Linked DNA regions of Homo sapiens: region 1 is linked to region 2. Evidence: read pairs that join two places in POLR2A ChIA-PET (ENCODE). Cell type or tissue: Panc1. All regions are shown on one strand. Links, peaks and the distances in the headings refer to the core of each region. The heading gives the core; the rest is flanking DNA.

The links. ChIA-PET counts read pairs that join two places held together with the same protein. Peaks named below come from ENCODE experiments on the same cell type or tissue, not always from the same donor. Only the 100,000 strongest peaks of a DNase experiment are listed, where the experiment ranks them.
Region 1: POLR2A ChIA-PET joins it to region 2 with 6 read pairs; 3 of 35 experiments call an interaction of 5 or more read pairs at or near these places.

Annotation. Positions count from the first base shown.
Region 1 is chr10:45,649,888-45,655,266 of GRCh38, reverse strand. ZFAND4 (zinc finger AN1-type containing 4) reads left to right here. Exons shown (of 10, transcript NM_174890.4): 3 at 2,208-2,283; 4 at 3,234-3,301. Among named protein-coding and RNA genes, the nearest start is that of ZFAND4, 20 kb to the left of the region's middle. RefSeq lists an enhancer at 572-671. In Panc1, for the core only: no CTCF peak of the experiment used is centred there; no DNase peak of the experiment used is centred there.
Region 2 is chr10:45,723,695-45,729,067 of GRCh38, reverse strand. WASHC2C (WASH complex subunit 2C) reads right to left here and starts at 1,802. Exons shown (of 31, transcript NM_001330074.2): 1 at 1,748-1,802; 2 at 1,529-1,651; 3 at 42-206. The coding sequence starts at 1,750. LOC107984227 (RNA guanine-N7 methyltransferase activating subunit-like) reads left to right here and starts at 1,886. Exons shown (of 1, transcript NR_199876.1): 1 at 1,886-4,316. RefSeq lists enhancers at 1,086-1,830, 1,831-2,576 and a silencer at 2,062-2,111. In Panc1, for the core only: no CTCF peak of the experiment used is centred there; a DNase peak (open chromatin) is centred at 2,087; H3K4me3 peaks cover 1,781 bases; H3K27ac peaks cover 890 bases.

The DNA of each region.
Region 1 (5,379 bases), core at 254-5,253, 74 kb after region 2:
TTGTTAACCCAAAAATCATTCAGGAGCAGATTGTTTAATTTCCATGTATTTGTATAGTTTGAGGATTCCCTTTTGGAGTTGATTTCTAATTTTATTCCACTGTGGTCTGGGGGGGATACTTGATAGAATTTTGATTTTTTAAAAATTTTTGAGACTTTTTTGTGGCTTCTCATATGATCTATCTTGGAGAATGTTTCATGTGCTGATGAGACGAATGTATATTTTTCAGTTCTTCGGTTGAATGTTCTGTAAATATCTGTTAGGTCCATTTGTTCTAGAGTGCAGTTTAAGTCCATTTTTTCTTTGTTGACTTTCTGGCTTGATGACCTGTCTAGTGCTGTCAGTGGAGTGTTAAAGTCCCCCACTATTATTGTGTTGTTGTTTATCTCTTTTCCTGATAGCAATTGTTTTATGAATCTGGGAGCTCAAGAGTTAGGTGCATATATATTTAGGATTGTAATATCTTCTTGTTGGATTGATCCTTTTATCATTATATAATGACCTTCTTTGTCTTTTTTTGTAATATTGTTGCTTTAAACTCTGTTTTCTCTGATATAAGAATAGCTACTCCTGCTTGCTTTTGATTTCCATTTTAGGCCTCAAATACTAAACTCTTCAGGCCTGATTCATGATATCTTTTTTTTTTTTTGAGATGGAGTCTCACTCTGTTGCCAGGCTGGAGTGCAGTGGCGCAATCTCGGCTCACTGCAACCTCTGCCTCCCAGGTTCAAGTGATTCTCCTGCCTCAGCCTACAGAGTAGCTGCTACTACAGGCGCCTGCCACTATGCCTGGCTAATTTTTGTATTTTTAGTAGAGACGGGGTTTCACCATGTTGGCCAGGATGGTCTCGATCTCTTGACCTCGTGATCCACCTGCCTCGGCCTCCTAAAGTGCTGGAATTACAGGCATGAGCTACTGTGCCCAGCCCAATATCTTTTTTTGTTTTTTCAACTTTTAGGTTCAGTGGATACATGGGTAGGTTTGTTACGTGGGTAAATTGTGTGTTGCTGAAGTTTGGTGTATGAATTATCCTGTCACCCAGGATGTGAGCATAGTACTCGATAGGTAGTTTTTCAACCCACATCCCCTTCCCTCCCCATGTAGTCCCTAGTGTTTATTGTTCCCATCTTTGTCTCCATATATACTCAGTGTTTAGCTCCTGCTTATAAGTGAGAACACATGTTATTTGGGTTTTCTGTTCCTGCATTTGTTCTCTTAGGATGATGGCCTCCAGCTGCATTCATGTTGCTGCAAAGGACATGATTTTATTCTTTTTATGGCCGCATGGTGTTCTGTGGTGTATATGCACCACATTTTATTTGTCCAGTCCACTGTTGCAGGGGCATCTTGATTGATTTCATCTCTTTTGTATTGTGAATAGTACTGTGATGAACATACTAGTGCATGTGTCTTTTTGATAGAGTGATTTATTTTTCTCTGGGTATATACCCAGTAGTGGGATTGTTGGGTTCAATGGTCGTTCTGTTTTAAACTCTTTGAGAAATCTCCACATTGCTTTCCACAATGGCTGAACTAATTTGCATTCCCACCAGCAGTGTATGCGTTCCCTGTTCTCCTCAACCTTGACAACATCAGTTATTTTTTGACTTTTTATTAATAGCCATTCTGACAGGTGTGAGCTTGTATCTCATTGTGGTTTTGATTTACATTTGTCTAATGATTAGTAATGTTGAGCTTTTTAAATATATTTGTTGGCCACATATATGTCTTTTTTTGAGAAGTGTCTGTTCATGCATGTCCTTTGCCCATTTTTTAATGGGGTTGTTCTTTGTTTGTTGAATTAAGTTCTTTACAGATCGTAGATATTAGATCTTTGTCAGATGCATAGTTTGTGAATATGTTCTCCCATTCTGTAGATCATCTCTTTACTCTGTTGATAGTTTCTTTTGCTGTGCAGGAGCATGATATCTTGCCTTTTAAAGGGATCCCTATCTTATACCTTGTTTTAGGACCAGAGAGTTATTGCAACATGCTGTTCTTTTCTACAGTGAATGGATTGGACTATATCTCCTTTTAGGCATGCCTTCTACCTATGATTCTGTAAATTTTAGCACCTAGCATTCAATTTAGAAGAATGTTTAATTTTTTAGTGCTCTTAGTTCCTTAATGAAATAGATTTGTATCATACTCTTTTGGAGATGCTATTGAATTCTTTAACACTTTTTTTTAATAACTTTCCCTTAAGGTATTCCCATCTGTCGACAACACTTAATTTGGAATAACATGGAACTTGAAAATGATTATTGCTTGAATGATTACAAGTGAGTGTAATTGCATATTGGCTGTTTTGTAGGCACTTAGTATTATGACTCCATATGCTAATGTTTTTCTTTTGAACTCTTAGATCATGTCTGTTTTTCTCCTGAATAGTTCACATTCCTAGATTTCATTATACATCCTGAACTTTAGATGCATTAGTTTGGTACTGTATACTACTTTAACCTTTATCCTCTGATACATTTATTTTCCCTTTTCATTTTTCATGTCAAGCTGTTTATCTCCTGCCTTTTGAAATCCTCCTATTATCTTCTTGCCTACTTTTCTCCTTTCTTTGAATATTGAACCATTCCTTCCTGGCTATGTTCCTTTCTTTCTGTTTTTACAAGAGTTTTGGATAAGAGAGAATTGTTCTTCCCAAAGTCTTTCCTTTCTCATTAAGCCCTCCTTTTGTTACTAAGCAATGCTGTGTGCACCAGTGACTACCAACGTACTTTCTGACACTTTGTCTCTCTTATTTCTCCCCTCTTTCACATAATTCATCACTCTTTTGTTAAGAAAAGAGTAAAAGGATAAGAGGCAGTGTGGAATAGCTGTAAGAGCACTGAGAGTCAGGAGACCTTGTTATTTTTCTATTTTCTGTTTTATTAAATAGATTTGCTATTTTCTGCACTTTGGGTCTCCGGCATGCCACTTTTGTTCTCTGGGCCTCCTTTTCCTTAATGTGAAATGAACAGGCTAAAACACGTAATCACAGAGGTCTTTTCCAGTATGTTTATTCTTGGATTTCTTTATGGCTTATGAGAATTTGTTTCACCTTTTTTATTATTTGTACCAGTAAATATGTTAACATTTTATATGTATTTACATTGCTATATCTTTTTATATTTTAGAGAGTGGCCACTCTGCCTGATAAGCCAGCACATAATTATGTGTACATTTAACTGAATGCATTTTGATGATTATGATTTATTTTTGTGTTAACTATCCACAGCATTTCAGAAGGGTGTACCTTGAAGCTAGTTTTGGCTATGCGTGGCGGACCTATAAATACTAGAAGAGGTAGGCATATATATATATTAAAGCAATTTGACAGTAACATTCTTTATGTCAGTTAGTATTTTTATAGCCTCAGGTTTTATTTAGGTTTCCTTTCTGCTATTAGGTCTTAGAAAAATCACATTTGATTCTCTAGGCATTGTTCTTTAAAACCTAAATGCCTAGAGGCTGGAACTCTAAAATACAATTCAGAAAAATCACATGATTCCTGATCCAATTCAGAGAGGTTTAAAAATAAACCTTTTGCCAGTATAGGGAACAGAAATGGAATGACATACTATAAATACTACTTTACCATTGTGTTTAGTTTCATACGAGTCTTGTTTATTTTTAAATCTACCAGATCTTCAAATCCCAAGATGATGATCGTTTTGCAAAATTCCAACATTGCCTGTTTACCTGGTTTGTGATGTGTCTGGGTTTCATGGATATTATCATGGCCCCGGTTGCATCCTTTCTCAGAATATAAGTAGTTCTGAAATCCAGTCATTCATTCAACAAATACGTATTGAGCGTCTACTGAATGGTCAGTGCAATGTTCCAAGTATGGTAGACATGGGAGAGAAAGTCTCTGCTTCATGACAGTGCCTACAATAAATGTGTAAAGAGTCGATGTAACTCCTAATGGTTGTAAGTGCTATGCAGAAAATAGGGTAGGAAGGGCCCTCGAAAAAGATGACATTAGTGGAGACTTGATTGATGAGAGGGTTTTATTAAGCACAAGAAGAGACGGCAGTATTCACATTGGTCCCTGAGTCAGGTATGTCACATGAATTCCCATGAAGTGGAGGAGACTAGTCAGAGCATCCTCTTCTGTGGACCTCATTTTGAGGAAGTCCTTCAGATTTATTTGATCCTTCACTAACCAGAAAACCGAAGGATAAGTATTGATTCTACTCCTGGCTTGCTTCCACATGTCAAATTATATCCCTATGTTTAATAATTTTGGTTAGAAAATAGGATTATTGCCATCTTTTTCTTAGCTATTTCAAGAGGATTTAATGAGATATGCTACTTTGGCTGTTGGACTGCTTTTTATAGGTTAGAGAAAAACAAAGTTAATAATGTTAGGGCCTTTTAGCACTCCTGATACCAGAGACTTTTAATTAATTGGATTTAGGTAATTGTCCTATGTGACATTTATAGTAATAACTATAAATGTTTATAGTAATAACTATGTGATGTTTATAGTAATAACTCTTGAAGTAGCACAAGAACCCTGTGTTTACTGAACCATTATGTTAAGATAGAATTATATAGTGTTTAATGCCATGTGAACTCTATTGTATTACATTTTTGAAAGTTGGTTATTTGTGCGTAGTACTACTTTAAACCAAAGTGTTTAATCAAAACACCTACTTTTCTTATTAGAACTAAAATTATTTTATATGTTTATGAGGAGTGTGATACAGATTCTGAGGTAAATATATATATTTTTTACTTTTCTTTTTTTTTTTGAGACGGAGTCTTGCTCTGTCACCGAGGCTGGAGTGCAGTGGCATGATCTCTGCTCACTTCAACCTCTGCCACCTGGGTTCAAGTGATTCTCCTGCCTCAGCCTCCCGAGTAGCTGGGATTACAGGCAGTGGTATTGAGGTCAGGAGTTTGAGACCAGCTTGGCCAACATGGTGAAACCCCATCTCTACTAAAAATACAAAAATTAGCTGGGCATGGTGGCGGGCTACTCAGGAGGCTGAGACATGAGAATTGCTTGAACCTGGGAGACAGACGTTACAGTGAGTGGAGACTGCGCCACTACAGTCCAGTCTGGGTGACAGAGGTTACAGTGAGTGGAGACTGCGCCACTACAGTCCAGTCTGGGTGACAGAGTGAGACTCTGTCTCAAAAAACGAATACAAATAAAAAAAAATTGTTTTTGAAATAACTATTATCAAAGCAGCATAGAAAGATTAAAATGTTTCTTTTCTAAAACTAAATTGTGCCCAATGCATATCAAACTTCATATATATTGTTTTATAGCTGATAAAATCTGAAAGATTTTTCTGTTATGAGAAGATCCACACATACACTTGCCTGAGTAAGGCACCCTGTGCTGGTTTAGGAAAGGCTTTCATGTGACT
Region 2 (5,373 bases), core at 1-5,000:
TACTCCCAAAAAAGGAATTATAATATAACTAAATAACTCACATTCTCTATGAACTGGGTATTAGAGAGCATAAGGAAGTCATTGAAGACATTATGCAGGCGACAATCTGTGGCTTTGGTTTCCCGGATTAGTCCGTCCACTTGTTTCTTGATTTCATGGGTCCTAGAGATAGTTTGCTGTGAGAATTCCTGTAGAAACTGTAGTAGCTATTTTAAAAAATAAACATACAGTAGTATCAATGTTACATGTAACTATTCTGCATGTCACATCAAAAAAGAACCCATTTCCTTTCACCTTTGAGTGTTAGAATGTGAAAGAAATGCTTTTTTTTTTTTTTGAGAGAGAGTTTCACTCTGTTGCCTGGGCTGGAGTACAGTGGCGCCATCTCGGCTCACTGCACCTCCCGCGTTCAAGCGATTCTCCTGCCTCAGCCTCCCGAGTAGCTGGAATTACAGGTGCCCGCCACAACGCCCAACTAATTTTGTGTATTTTTAGTAGAGACGGGGTTTCACCATGTTGGCCAGGCTGGTCTCGAACTCCTGACCTCGTGATTCGCCCACCTCGGCCTCCCAAAGTGCTAGGATTACAGGTGTGAGCCACTGTGCCCGGCCGGAATGCTGGTTTGACAAGTACTAAAACCAAGTGACATTGGAAAACACTAAGAAAGCTCATCAAAAGAGTGGCAGTGAGCTAATGGACACCTATCTCGTTTCTGGAAAAATTTAAAATCCCTTTTTGGCACTGGGTATGGTGGCTCACGCTTGTAATCCAACACTTTGGGAGGCTGAGGCAGGGTTATCGCTAGAGTCCAGGAGTTGCAGACCAGTCTGGGCAACATAGCAAGACCCCCATCTCTACTAAAATTAAATAAATAAACAAATCAGACAGGTGTGGTGGACGCCTATAGTCCCAGCTACTCAGGACGCTGAGGTGAGAGGATCACCTGAACCCCAGAGGATTCAGTGAGCCAAGATCGAGCCACTTGCACTCCAGCCTGGGCGACAGGGCAAAACCCTGTCTCCTTTTAAAAGTCCTCTTTGGTTGTCAATCTACAGAGATCACAGACCAAGGGTTAGCTAATCAACCACCACTCTTATTCAAAAATCCTATTCATTTGGGACTCGAACAGTTCTGAGCTTTTTGGGCCCCCGATTTGAAGAATCCCATTAAAGGATATCCACATACTGGCTTGTTTCCCACCCCATTTAGTCCAGGTCCCAACAGGAATCGCCTCCCTAGTGCCCGAGCAATCCCTCAGTGTGGCGGAAACGGATCTCCCCTCCGGATGGAGCTGAGCCAGAAACCCCATGAAGGGAACGTCGCGTCTGGGCCACGGTCAGGGTCTGCCCCTCTCCCTGGTGGCCGGGGACTGCCAGGGTGGCATTCTCGGGGGCTAAACGGGGCGTGTGTTCCTAAGAGGGCAGGCAACGGGACGGGCCAGGTGCAGGGGCAGTCGCGGTCCGGCCCTCCTGCGCGCAAGCCAAGCGTCACCCCTGCCGCTCTCGCGTCCCCGGGGCCCGCCTCTCACGCCCGCGTCGGCCGCCAGCGACCAGCTCTGGCTGCTCCTGCGGATCTCCTCCACCGACCACGGCCGCTCCCACACGGGCTCCGACGCCGGCACCAGCTCCTGGTCGGGGGTCGTCCGGTTCATCTGCAGCGAAAAAAACGAGAAGAGAGGCTGAGCCTGAGGGCGGCAGGGACGGCGGCCCCAGCCCAGGCCGGCCCCTCTCCGGCCCGCCGCCCTCACCATCCCAGCCGCCCGGCTCGGTGGGCTCCGAGGCTGCCAGCACAGGCCGAGGACCGCAGAGCCCCGGAAGCCTAGCCCCAGCCAAGCTGCCCGGGGCGTGACCGGCCTCACGTGACCTGATGTCACGTGACAGAACCCGCACGTGATCCGACCTGCGATGCTGAGGGGAGGAAGCTGCGGAAGTGGACTGGGACTGGAGTTTGGGGTTCTACCCTAGGTTGGGGCGGAGGAAGCTGGAGGATAGGGGCTGACGCCAGGAACGCTGCAGAGGCGGGTTGGGCGGGGGGCGCTGCCGCCCAAGGCCCGAGGCAGCGGCGCGGGATCGGCCAAAGCACCGGCCGCCAGTTCGGCGGGTCTGGAGAGAGGGGACCTCAAGCAGCCAGTGGAGCAACCAGCCTGGGAGCCTTCGACGTAGGCGCTGTGGGCGAAGGAAAAGGCCTGGCCTGCTGCCTCTTCTCTTGCAGCAAAATCCGCTGCTGTGAAGGAGCTGGTAGGCGGACGCTCTGTAGATAAGAGAATCCCTGATCTGCCTGGGCATCATCTTGCTCTTTATGACCTGCTTGGCTGCCACTGTGTAGGGCCTGCTTAAAGTCCTTTGCACTCTCAGCATTCCCCTCAAGTTCAAGGACAAGCTTCTCATTATGGCAGGCATAAAACTCTTTATAATTCGTCCTCCACTCTCCCAGCTCAGGGCTCCAGCTGTTGTCTCACACTTCCTTGAAGTTCCCTCTGCTGAGTCGCCCTTGTGCCTGACCAACTTACTTACTAAAATAAAAATCCCAATTTCTTTCCAGTCATGTGTGCCCAAGGGCGAGTTATTTAACTTTTCTGAGCTTTCCTCAGTAAAACGAAGCTACATATCTTGCAAGGATGTGATATTAAAGTTATGATATTGTAAAACAGGTGCCACGGTGCTTGGCCTAGGGTGAGCCTTCAACCTAGAACATACCACTGTCCCCATGCACCTTGCTCACACACCCAATCCCAGACTTTTCTTTTGTAGTCACCTCAGTTATCACCTCATTAAATAACCTGATTACCCCAAGTACAGCTTAAGTGACTTAAGTTATTTTCTATGGCTAGCGGAAGGGTCTCCGCTACATTGGAGAGCTGGGGTGGTCTGGAGTTCCACGGTGTGGTGGGCCAGAGGCCACCTCTCCTGCGGTCTCTTAGTGTCTCGCTGGCGGGGTTCGGCCCGAGCTAGATAGACACAGCCCTTGGCGGATTTAAACAACCTAAACATTAAACAATACAGCTGCCTCAAATCTTTGGGAATTTCAGAATGACTGACACTGCCAAAGCTGTTCCAAATTTTGAAGAGATGTTTGCTAGTAGATTCACAGAAGATGACGAGGAGTATCAGGAATACTTGAAACGCCCTCCTGAGTCCTCTCCAATTGTTGAGGAATGGAATAGCAGAGCTGGTGGGAACCAAAGAAACAGAGACAATCGGTTGCAAGATAGCAGACAGTTCAGAGGCAGGGACGGCAGATGGGGGTGGCCAAGTGACAATCGATCCAATCAGTGGCGTGGACAATCCTGCGGTAACAATTACCCGCAACACAGACAAGAACCTTACTATCCCGACCAATATGGACATTAAGGTTACAACCAGCTGCCCCCTTACGATAGAAATGTTGGCAGCTTTTAGTAAAAGCATTTACTGTGTTACCACGACAAAAGTTTGGGTGTCTTCTGTCGGTCATAGTTGGTTTTTTTTGTTGTCGTTTGTTTGTTTGTTTGTTTGTTTTTGAGACGGAGTCTCTCTCTGTCGCCCAGGCTGGAGTGCAGTCTCGGCTCACTGCAAGGTCCGCCTCCCAGGTTCATGCCATTCTCCTGCCTCAGCCTCCCGAGTAGCTGTGACTACAAGAGCCCGCCACCACGCCTGGCTAATTTTTTGTATTTTTAATAGAGACAGGGTTTCACTGTGTTAGCCAGGATGGTCTCGATCTCCTGACCTCGTGATCCGCCCGCCTCAGCCTCCCAAAGTGCTGGGATTACAGGCGTGAGCCACTGCGCCCGGCTCGGTCATAGTTTTACATCTGATTTTACAGAATGGATTATTGATTTTTTGGAAGTTGAGACTTTAAAAAAAAATACATCTTACTTGCGAGATGCGATGGTTGCTGGGAATACCTGAAATTGTGGATTATATTGCTTGACTTCTACCTCAGAGTCTTCGTTTCATGACTTAATAGTGTTTTGAGTTTGGTATATTTTTCTTATTTGACCTCCAGGAATTCTTCGTTTTACACAGATATAAAAATTTTAAAATAGAAAATGCTTGCTTTTACTTTGTAAGGTAAGAGAGTATCCACATGCTTAGATGTGCTCGTTTCTAAAATTCTAGAGGTTAATACAATCAGCTCATGAATGCACAGCTATGCTTCTTGTGATAGATTGTACATAACATCAGCAGTTGAAAGGTAAAACAATTGCTTTTTTTTTTTTTTTGCTTTTGTTACGTGACTATGGTACTTTGTGATTCCTTACTCTATAATGAGTCGCTCCACATTTATTTGGGTCTCTTTTTAGAGGGAAATCAGTAATAAAGCTGTAAAATAAATAAGGAAAAAAGTTGTTTTTGATGTATTTATCCTAAGGTATTACATTGTATTGTAATCATTTAAATATCAGTCTCTCCTTTAATAATAGCTAACATTTATCAAGTGTTCAGTATTTACCACTTTATACATTGTTCATTTAATTCACACAATGACTATGAGGGAGGAAATATTATTTCCAAATTATAGTTGAGGAAACTGAGGTACAGAAAGGAGAAGTAACTTACTTATGATTAGGTAACCAGGAAAGAGGCAGACCCGAGAACACACACTGTGAGCCAATATGTTACAGTAACCTATAACAGTGTTAACACTAAGGCTGGGCTGGCGTGGTGGCTCACACCTGTAATCCCAGCACTGTGGGAGGCCAAGGCGGTTCGAGACCAGCCTGGGAAACATGGTGAAACCCCATATCTACAAAAAAAAAAAATTAGCTGGACATGGCGGCATAGATCTGTAGTTCGAGCTACTCAGGAGAATGAGGTGGAATGATCGCTTGAGCCCCTGAGACCAAGGTTGCAGTCAGCCGAGATTGCACCACTCCACTCCAGCCTGGAAGAAGACTAAGACTGCTGTCTGCAAAAACAGTCTTAGAGTCTTAAGGGGACTTCATTTTTAAGTCACCATCTACCAACCTCTTCCACTTCCCCCACATTCATTAAAACACACACACACGCGCGCGCGCACGCACGCACACACATACACACTTTAGAACTTGGAACTTGGTTGGTAAAATTGAGGCGAGCCAATTACCAAACTTGGATTTTATGTAACACCATCATGGGTAACTTCAGTGGCCACGAACTTAACACCCTTAATCTACGTCCCACACCCTGGAATTTATCACTGAAACATTGTGACTCCAAAATCTGAATTTCTCCTGAATAGAGTAGCCCATTTATTTATTTATTTGTCTGTTTGGAGACAGAGTCTTACTCTGACGCCCAGGCTGGAGTGCAGTGGCACGATCTTGGCTCACTGCAACCTCCACCTCCTGGGTTCAAGTGACTCTCGTGCCTCAGCTTCCCAAGTAGCTAGGATTACAGGCGTGTGCCACCATGC